Linked DNA regions of Homo sapiens: region 1 is linked to region 2. A link is an interaction called in ENCODE POLR2A ChIA-PET data of the cell type or tissue named here. Cell type or tissue: Panc1. All regions are shown on one strand. Links, peaks and the distances in the headings refer to the core of each region. The heading gives the core; the rest is flanking DNA.

Evidence for each region. Peaks named below come from ENCODE experiments on the same cell type or tissue, not always from the same donor. Only the 100,000 strongest peaks of a DNase experiment are listed, where the experiment ranks them.
Region 1: POLR2A ChIA-PET joins it to region 2 with 5 read pairs; 1 of 35 experiments calls an interaction of 5 or more read pairs at or near these places.

What each region holds. Positions count from the first base shown.
Region 1 is chr4:122,768,266-122,773,654 of GRCh38, reverse strand. No RefSeq gene overlaps it. Among named protein-coding and RNA genes, the nearest start is that of BBS12, 38 kb to the right of the region's middle. In Panc1, for the core only: no CTCF peak of the experiment used is centred there; no DNase peak of the experiment used is centred there; H3K27ac peaks cover 388 bases.
Region 2 is chr4:124,114,499-124,119,887 of GRCh38, reverse strand. The region is part of intron 2 of LOC105377407 (a long non-coding RNA gene); the gene reads left to right. Among named protein-coding and RNA genes, the nearest start is that of LINC02516, 440 kb to the left of the region's middle. In Panc1, for the core only: no CTCF peak of the experiment used is centred there; no DNase peak of the experiment used is centred there; H3K27ac peaks cover 1,178 bases.

The DNA.
Region 1 (5,389 bases), core at 226-5,225, 1.3 Mb after region 2:
GCTAGATCAGTTTTCATCATATGGATAAATAGAAAATGGACATTCCCAAGTTTTACCCTATACACTATGGCAATGATAATTTTAGCTTGTAAAGTTTTAAAAGCAAGTTTATCAAGCACCCATTTTGATCATAAAAATATATTAAATACCTAATAGAATGTCTATTGTTGAACAATGAAATTCTGGGTGAAGGCCTGAATAAAACAATAGTAGCAACTATTGGCAAAGGTAAGCCAGGCATTACAGCAGGCATATTACATTCATGTTCTCATTTAACTCTCATCAGTTATGCAAGGTACATGATAATAAAAATGCAAACTCCTGTCAGTGAATGTTGGCCAACTGAGAGAGTTAATTTGCAAATTCCCTTTTCAGTTATGAAATCTTTACCTGGTCTTCTCCATTCTGTTATTAACTAAAGAGGCTTGGAATGAAATTGGCATAACTCTCTGAGGTTTGGAAAGCACACTTGTCAGGTCACATTGCCTAGGGAAATAAGACTTAGTGCCTCCACTTCCTCTTGCAAAAACTTTCTGGGCTTATGACAACTTTTGTAGTTTCCTTTATTTTTTAATTCTTGTGACCTCTTAGTGTTACAGTGATTTAGAAATGAACAGTGATTTAGACTAGAACTGAAGATGTTCAGTCTATTGGCATTCTTACTTACCTGAATGAAAAGCAAAGTCATATTTTATTTGGGCTTCAATGAACCTATTCATTTCAAGTAGTCAATTTTTCCTCTTTTTGCATTATTGAAAAACATGGAAACACTCTTCTGTAAATCGTTCTGTATAAAAAGGGAGTTTATTTCTCATACTTTGATTCTGGGCTGTCCTTATCATATGCATTAACTAAAAGAAAATGTGGTAGAAGTAAAGTTGTGTGACTTCCAAACTAGACCTTAAAAGGTCTCAGGGTTTCTGCCTTTGTTCTCTGGGAATGCTGCCCTGAGACTGACATTGTAAGGCAGCCAGTTTACCTTTCTGAAGATGAGAGGCTACGTGGAGGAGAACCAACATGCCCCAACTGATAGTCATCACCAACGGTCAAATGCGTGCTGGAGGCCATCTTGGACCTCCCAGCAGTATGCCAAGGCAAAAACAGCAGAGGAGCACCCAGACAACTCACAGAATCATAGGAAATAGGAAATGGTTGTTGTTTTAAGCCACTACGTTTTGGGGTGATTGATTACACAACAGTATATAACTCATACTTTTTCTTATTTCTCATAGCATAGTAAAAGGCATTACGTAATTTGGGAAAATGTAGTTAACTAAAGAGAGCAGGCAGGGAGTTCTATGCAGATGGATCATACGGCTTTACTTCACAAACAGGAAAGGGGAAAAGTGAAGAAAATCTTATTGCAGATAGGAAGATGTGAGGGATTCTGCAGGTCACGTAGGTGGCCAATGAGTTGTAGGGGGACAGCTCTGCCATGATGCCCTAGTGGCTTTGCACCTTAGAAAGATCCACATAGCCATGTGGGAAAGGTTTGAATTACTGTCTGACCTACGCCTTGGGAAATCTTCCCTATGGCCTTCCTGGAGCATAAGAGCATGGAGGCTTGCAATGAGCTGCTACAAGTATATTTCTCACTCACTTCCCTAGCTACCTGGGAAACTGACATTGAGAGTTTCTTGTTGCCTCCCAAGTTCAGATGAGGTGTGAGGCTTTCTGCCTCACCCGTTTTAGACAGAGTTGCTGGCTATAGAACTGCTTAGTTACAATCTAGAATTCCCTCCTTGGCAACAGAGTGTACCACAACTCATTTTGCTATCATCCTGCCCTTTTGTTTCAGTGTCATTCTTTCTGCTGTGTGGAACAAGGACCAAGGAAAACTGGTGCCTTTGCTACTTTTTCTTTGCTGTCCATGGAAGCAATAAACAGTCTAAAGCTAAAATGGGCTTACTGTGTCTTTACTGGCCAAATGTCTGAGGCCTTGGACTTGGCCTTAGCCTTGCCTGCTATGTGCTTGACACAAGTTAGTAATGAAATAAAAAAAACTTGTCATTAAGAATTTTAAAAAGAAAAACCATAATTCTATAGTTAAGATGGGAAGAAGATTCAAGTATTTTCTAATATCAGAATAAGTAGATTACATTTTCCCTTCTTTAATCTTCTTTAAAGTATAGAGAATATTACGTGATAGCTATAGCAGAGAAAATAGAAATAATAACTGCAAAATTAAATAGAAATTATTGTATATGTTTTGTTTATCAATTTAGGTTTTTGTTTGTTTGTTTGTTTTATTTTTTTTTTAAGATGGAATTTTGCTCTGTCGCCCAGGCTGCAGTGCAGTGGTGTGATCTTGGCTCATTGTAACCTCCACCTCCCGGGTTCAAGTGACTCTCCTGCCTCAGCCTCACGAGTAGCTGGGACTACAGGTGCCTGCCACCATGTCCAGCTAATTTTTGTATTTTTAGTAGAGACGGGGTTTCATCATATTGGCCAGGCTGGTCTTGAACTCCTGACCTTGTGATCCACCCGCCTTGGCCTCCCACAGTGCTGGGATTACAGGTGCGAGCCACCACACCTGGCTTATCAATTTAGTTTTAAGTGACTTTCTTATTGATTTGTATAATTTCTTTATACAGTAAAGACACTTTCTTGTCATATTTGTTGAAAATGTATTTTTCCGGTTTGTTTAATTTGGGGGCTTTCAGATATCCACATTTCCACAGTTTTATATAGCCAAATCCATGAATCTTTTCATTCAACATTTTCTTCATCTTTATAATTTTAGAAAGCTCTCACTACTCCAGGGTCTTAATAAATCTCTCCTTTTTTATCTTATGACTTAAAAAAATATTGAGTTCTTTAATTCTCCTGGAATTCATTTTGGTAGATAGTGCAAGTTCAACCTCTTACCTTTTTTTTTTTTTCTCTAATGAGCTAACGAACTTTCCTAACACCATCTGTCTCTTAAAACTTAACTTTTCTGTTGAACTTTTAAAAGTTCTTAAAATTTCTTTTCAGATTTACGTGTAGTATAATTTACCTTTTTGATGTGCAGTTCTATAAGGAATATGTTTTCTCTATAAAAAACCTGATTCTCAGAAGTACACAAATATACCTCTGATATTAAGATCTTTAGGGAAGTGCATGGAATTTACAGAAACTTCTAGTGAAAATTCCTATTCCAAGAAGGTTTATAAAACTTAATCAATTTTCTTTTTTTCATTCTCTCCATCACCCATGAATGAGATAGAATACTTAAAGGGTGAAAAATTGGACATCAGAGGGAATAAGAAGAAAAGCAAGGGATCTGAATTATAAATAAGTTAGAGGCTGGTAATCAAAAAGTACTTATGAACACATCCTCTGTTCAAAACCAGAATTTTGTCCACTCCTGTCGGATAGAGAGCTACTTTTGCTCCAAGTAAAAAGCAAACTAAATGAGCCCATTTTTATTAAGAGAATATTTGAGCAAGTAGAATGTGAACAGTGAAAGTCTGGCCTAACTGGTATCTACCTTATGCAGAAATCATTTGATTTTTTTTTTTTTTTTTTTTTTTTTTACAATTAAAGATTTTTAGATTTGTGGCGGCTAATATGGGAATGGGATCCTCAACCATGAATACAAACATAACAATTCAACTGACATTCAGAGTGACCAAGAGCCAGGCGCTATGACAGGCCCAAGTGTCTCCCTGACTCCAGAGAACACCTTTGAAGAATTACTCTCACCTTCACTGTCATAGGTATTTCCACTGCCTCAGCTCACAGTGTTGTAACATGTATCTTTTTTTTTTTTTTTTTTTGAGACGGAGTTTCACTTTGTCACCCAGGCTGGAGTGCAGTGGCACGATCTTGGCTCACTGCAACCTCCACCTCCTGGGTTCAAGTGATTCTCCTGCCTCAGCATCCTGAGTAGCTGGGACTACAGGTGTGTGTCACCACGCCCAGCTAATTTTTTGTATTTTTAGTAGAGACGGGGTTTCACCGCGTTAGCCAGGATGGTCTCGATCTCCTGACCTCATGATCTGCCTGCCTCGGCCTCCCAAGGTGCTGGGATTACAGGCGTGAGCCACCACACCCGGCCTCCAACATGTATCTTAATGTTCATTATTTATCCAATAAGCTTTTTTTGGCTGTTATTCTGTGTTAAGTGCTAGAATCACAAAGATGAGGGAGGGAGGGAGCATGTACACAGAGAAACAAGTGTTGGCATAGTCATATGCAGATTATACTGTGGAACAGGCTAAAGAAGGAACATTTCTCCCTTGGAGAAAGGGTAGGAAGCCAGGCCAGGTGACGCCTGTCTTTGATTCCAGCTACTCCAGAAGCTGAGATGGGAGGATCGCTTGAGCCCAGGAGTTTCAAACCAGCCTGAGCAACATAGTGAGAACCTATCTGAAAAAAAAAAAATGTGTTTAATTAAAAGAAAAAACACAGAAAGAAGGTCCAGCAAATGCAAAGTCATGGAAGTTAGGGTCCATTAGGGCCACTGCAAGTCTGTGTGGTGCTGGGCATCCAAGATAGAAAGGAAGACAGAGGGAAGCAGCCCTGAGAGGCTGGCAAGGGCCAGACTGCCTTCCCCAGGTGCAGGGGTTTGAATTTCATTCTAGAAGCACTAGGAAGCCTCGGGTTTTAAGCAGTGAAGTGGAGGATTAAAGTAGAGAAAACTGAATTTCTTTAGATCTTCTAACGCTAAATCCAATATTCTGTGATATTGAGGTTCCCTCTTTACCCCGTCCTCCTTACTCATCTCTTGAAGCCATTTCTAGACTTCTATTTAATTCATAGCACAAATGTTTAATTCCTTTCGAAAAAAGTTCTGTGGAATCTTTATGGTTCCAGAAGCTTTAGCCTCATTTCTCCCAGTATAATTTTTAAAGCGTCATTTCAAGCATTTTTTTTTCCAGGCCCAGTATCAGGGAAAAATTAGAGCACTGAATTCTTAGATAACTCATGAAAGCTAAGGTTTACTTAGCCCTCTGGCTTTAATCTCTCATAGCCTGATATGAGGCCATGTGTATCTTGTCACCTTTATTCATAAGTTCACATCTTCTTTTACCATCACAAAGAAGAACCAGTCTCTGGACTTTCATGAACCATGCATGAGAGCTTGCAACCATAGCCATTGAGGTAATTGGCTTTTGAAAAATTATGCCTCTATGCCATTTTTTTTCATGCACTGAAGATGAGAACAATACACTCAAGGAGAATAAAATAGGAAAAGGGCTTAGATTTTGAAAGCAGGTGAAAGTTGACCATTATTCATTGTTGTCATAAATGGCCTTATATTTATACCATCATTGTAAAATGGGTTGCTATGGTCCGAATGCATCCTTCCAAAATTTGTAAGTTGAAACTTAATCGCCAATGTGATAGTATTAAGAGCTCGGGCCTTTAAGGGCTAATTAAGTCAGGAGGACAGAGCCCTCAT
Region 2 (5,389 bases), core at 321-5,320:
TTTGAGGCACATTAAAAAACACAAGTTGTACCAAAAGAAAACAGTTCAACATAATGTATTGGAAAGAGAGTTATCTTTCACACAGGCTGACTAGCTATAAAAAGTTAGTTTTGTTTTGCTTTGTTTAAATCAACTTTATTACCCTAATTTAACATACAAAAAATGCACAGATTGTAAGTTGATGAGATTTGACAAATATATTACACTCGAGTAATCACCATCCCAATCAACATCCTTTAAGTCCTTTAAGTTTTTGAAGGTAGCATAGTCTTTGGCATGCTCCCCTGGAATGATCTATTGGTTTTGATTTGCTACCTTGGTGAGTAAACCGGGACTGTTTCAAGGGTTTTTCCTTGCTCTCTCCCACTACAATAGCTCTTACTCCACAGGTTCAGGGACCAATGGTAAGGGTTTTGCCAACAGCTCACTATATCCATTCTGATTATACACTTAGAAACTGGGGAAATGCCCAGCAGGCCAGTTGGTGAACCCAGTAGTATCAAGGTAAGATGGACCTACGTAAAGATTTCATATATAACCTGACCCTTATATATCTCTTCTATAAGAGGGATGCCATGACAGCATATAGAGGCACATGGTATCATAAGCAACTCAGATGCAGCATCCAAATGCACAGTTACTCAAGTAAATGGTCATAAGTCTGTCTCTCTGTAAAAAGACTGAGGTGATCACTACTGTATAAACTTGTCATGGTGTCACAGGGTGCTTCCTCATGGATATCTGGACTGTCCTTAAGTTGACAGGTTCTGTGTCTAAGAACTAGCTCTGGAAACTGGCCAAGGGTGGTGATTTTCTGCTGAGATGGGTGACCTCAGTCCCCTTCCTATTTGTTTTTGATCTCTTTCAATTATATAGTTCTGTAGGTTAGCCTCCCCTTGGTGCCACTGTAATCTTGCTGCCTTGAAGGTAATTCCACCTCTGTTGCTTCTGATAGCTAAGTGCCGCCACATGGCTTCTCAAATTCTGTGATCCCATCATCCCATTGCTACCAGGGAGCACAGTTTTGTAACACCCTCTCCTGTCAGTCTTGGAGAGCCAATACTGAACAAATATCCTCCTCACTAACACATTCAATGATCAATTTGATAAACTGAGTATTTTTTTAAATTATTTTTTGAGACAGAGATTTTTGCTCTTTGTTGCCCATGCTGGAGTGCAATTGCGCGATCTCAACTCACCACAACCTCCACCTCCCAGGTTCAAGCGATTCTCCTACCTCAGCCATCCAAGTAGCTGGGATTACAGGCATGCACAACCACGCCTAACTAATTTTGTATTTTTGGTAGAGAAGGGGTTTCTCCATGTTGGTCAGGCTGGTCTCGAACTCCCGACCTTAGGTGATCCACCCGCCCCGGCCTCCCAAAGTGCTGGGATTACAGGCGTGAGCCACCTTACCCAGAAATAAACTGCGTATTCTTTATGGAATCCAAGGAACATAGTTAGTAAATATTCTGGTCTAATATAGTAGACATATTCCAGCATGACTACTTCTTTAAGACTTTTAATCTTTTCCTTTATAATTTGGCATGATTATTCTGGCATCTCTCCTTCATTGAATGTGGGTCATCACTTTTTCCAAGCTTCCCAGTGCCATCCTATCATGAATTAATACTCTAATGGCAACGTGAGTTGTTATCCTTGGGTCCTTGCCAGGCTGTTAAATTCTGAATCATAAGAAACTGCCCTATATTGACCAAATATCCATTTTCTAGTTTTGTGTTCTATTCTCCTCAATGCAGTACCTTAAGAATCCACTCCTGAGCACATGTCATCTAGTCCTACAGGTCCTATGGCCCACAGTTTCTCTTCTTCCTTGTCAGGTCCAGTGATTCTCCAATTGGGTCGTGCTAAGACTTGTCCGATTATCAATCTAGTGGTCAGGATGAAAGGTTGGGGTAGATACTGAAGAGAGCAATTATTATGGCACCTGCCTTATTTGCCTCTGCATAATCTCCCCATCAAGGGAATGGGCCACTTGTGCATCACAAAAACACACAGGTATCTATATGTGAACATAAATCTAAAAATGTCATCAGGGCAGGTTTTTTGTTTGTTTGTTTTGAGACGGAGTCTGGCTCTGTCGCCCAGGCTGGAGTGCAGTGGCGCAATCTTGGTGCTCACTGCAAGCTCCGCCTCCCGGGTTCACGCCGTTCTCCTGCCTCAGCCTCCCGAGTAGTAGCTGGTACTACAGGCGCCCACCACCACGCCCGGCTAATTTTTTGTATTTTTAGTAGAGACGGGGTTTCACCATGTTAGCCAATATGGTCTCCATCTCCTGACCTCGTGATCCGCCGCCTCGGCCTCCCAAAGCGCTGGGATTACAGGCGTGAGTCACCACGCTCCGCAGGGGCAGGTTTTTATCACCGTCATGTCTCACTCAAATATAAGTGCTATGAAAATCTCCTAAATCCCTTTGCCACTACCACCTCTCTGGATTTCAGTGGGGTTGACATATGCTTGTCCTGGCTCTCTAAATGTGGCTGTCCACTTGGGCTAATTTAGATGCATGCAGCTCGGCCAAGCAATGTCACAGGCAAATATTGATTGCTTCTCCCACTACACATTTTTAAATCTTTTGCTGAATCAAAACCTCTATGCCTTATCCTGCTCAGGTTTGAAACTTTGGACTTTCGAGAGCCTAGTCTGGGGAGAAAAGGTGCTTTAACTGTTTCATTTTCTTTACCTTTCCTTTATTACAATTCGAACTCTATTCAAAGAAATGTGTTTGTTTCTAATTTGCAGAGACATGCAGAAATAAAAAAAAACACACAAAGATAAATATTTCAAGATACTATCTTATTCCGTGTGTGTGTGTGTGTGCACCTGTGTGCCTGTCTGCATTTTTATTTATCTAGTTAATACCCTGAATTTATTGCAAAATTCTGAAAGGAGAAAAGATGTTAAGTAAACAGGATATTACTATAACAGAAAAACCTCTCAGTTAACTGTACTTAATTAATTATCCTTTTAGCACGGTTTAAGCTGTCTGTGCTAAGTCTACAAGAAACATGAGAATATTCTGGTTACAATCACCTCTTACTCTCTGATTTGCACTATTTCTTTCACATACATTTTCAGTCTTTCTCCTTATGAGTCTCTGAATCACTTCCTAATAACTGCATATTTTTAAGATGGTATTTGCAAATGAAAATAGCATAAATTATTCTTTGTTACTTATCTAAAAAATCGTACAGTTGATCTTTGAACAATACACGGGTTAGGGCACCAAATCCCCAGGGAGTAAAAAATCTGCATGTAACATTGGAGCCCCACAAAAACTTAACTGCTAATAGACTATCGTTGACCAGAAGCTTCACTGATAACATAAGCAGTCAATTAACACATAGTTTGTAGGTTATATGTATTATATATGGTATTCTTACAATAAGATAAGCTAGAGAAAAGAAAATGTTAAGAAAATCATAAGCAAGAGAAAATATATGTACTATTCATTAAGTGGAAGTTGATCAAAAAATTCTTCACCTTCATCATTTCACATTGAGTAGGCTGAGGAGGAGGAGTTGGAATCGCTGTCTCTGGTATGGTGGGGCGGAAGAAAATTCACATATAAGTGGACCTGTGCCGTTCAAATGTATGTTGTTCAAGGGTCAATTGTAATGTGAAAAGTTTTCAGAAAAGGATGATTGCATATATGCATTTACATAGACAGCTGCATATAAACATACACATTACAATGTTCAAATTAGTTCATCAGATTGGTTGATACTCCTTTAGAACAGTGGTCTTCAAAGTGGACATGCACTAAATGATCCACAGATGTGCCAGAATGATAAGAAAGTAGTAAAATGTTCTAACATGTAATATAAGATGGATACTGTTGCCCCACTCTGTCAGTATGCCAGAAGTAACATATCACACATGAGGGGAAAGAGGGCTAGCTAGTCCTCACTCTCAGAAGTAGATAATGGTCCTTTTTTTCCATTCCTTGCTTTCAGAATATGGTCATTTATGAGTACTGTTAAGTGGATTTTCAGATTTAATTATTTAAAATAACAGAGTCCCATAATACTTTGTATCAGATGGAAATAACAATAAAACATTCTCTTTTTTAACCATATGTAGGTTCCTTGATTATCTAAAGCCTTTTTTTCCTCTTTACCTCAAATACATAGCTTTGGGTTAATCGCACTCTTCTGTTTATGATACAATTGTCATTGATCCATAGAACAAATGTCCCCTCTTTTGTATTATTTATTTACACCTTTTTATCTCCATGCCATACCATCCATTGTAAGCTACTTTCCTAATGCTTTTGATGTAGTATTTTTTCTTGTACAAATTCTCATAAAATATGTATTACTATTTTGTATTTATATATGTATTTTAATTTATATAAATATGAATTTTTTTACTTAACTCATCACTATGTTTTTAAGACTCACCCATGATTGTTTCTATTTATATATCCAGTATGAGCCTTTCAAGTGCTGCTACAATATTCTAAAGCATGCACCCACACTATTTCACTAACCATTCTATCAGAGAAGTATGCTCAAATTCCAAAAATTCTGGAAATTTTTGTGCATATCACCATTTGTACATATAACCTTTATTTCCATAGAATATTAATCTGGGAGCAAGACTGGTGAGTAGTGGAATATGCATTTCCTCTGTTTAAATATTGCCAAGTTATTCTCCAGAATGGTTGTCTGAAAGGTAGGAATCTATACTCCCACCTACAGTGCATGGAGGATACCTATAACTCTATATAGCTATGAGTATCTCACCTTTCAAGATTCTGCTAAACTGATGGTAAAATTCTATAGAGTTTTACATCTACAATTGTTGCTTTTATTTGCATTTTATTTACCAATGAGCTTGAGCCTCTCTCATTTACTTTTTAACCTTTTGCAATCTTCATCTGTGAACTGTCTCTTAAACTCTTTGCACATTATTCTACTGAAATTTAGATTTTTTTCTCCATAGAAGTATCATATATTCTTTATTAAGTAAATTTATGAACACTTTATATTTCTCAGTTGCTTATTAGTAGAACAGATAAATGCTACTGTTTTTTTTTCTTAGTCAATCCTGTGCCCAGAAACCTTGCTGAATGCTCTTATTCTATTTTTTTCTAATGATTCCTTTGGTTTTTCTTTATAGGTAATCATACTGTATGAACATAATATAGTCCTCTTTTCCTTGAGGACTTACACCTCTTATTTCTTCTTTTTAAATTCTTTGAGTGTTGAATGAAACCTAGTCTTATGCTAAATAGTGGCAATGATAGAGGATAACTTTGTTTTATGTGTACCCTTGATGTTAAAGGAAATATTTTAAGCTTCTCCACTAAGGATGCTATTTACTGGTACTTTGATATAAAATATCTTTCAAATTAGGGAATATT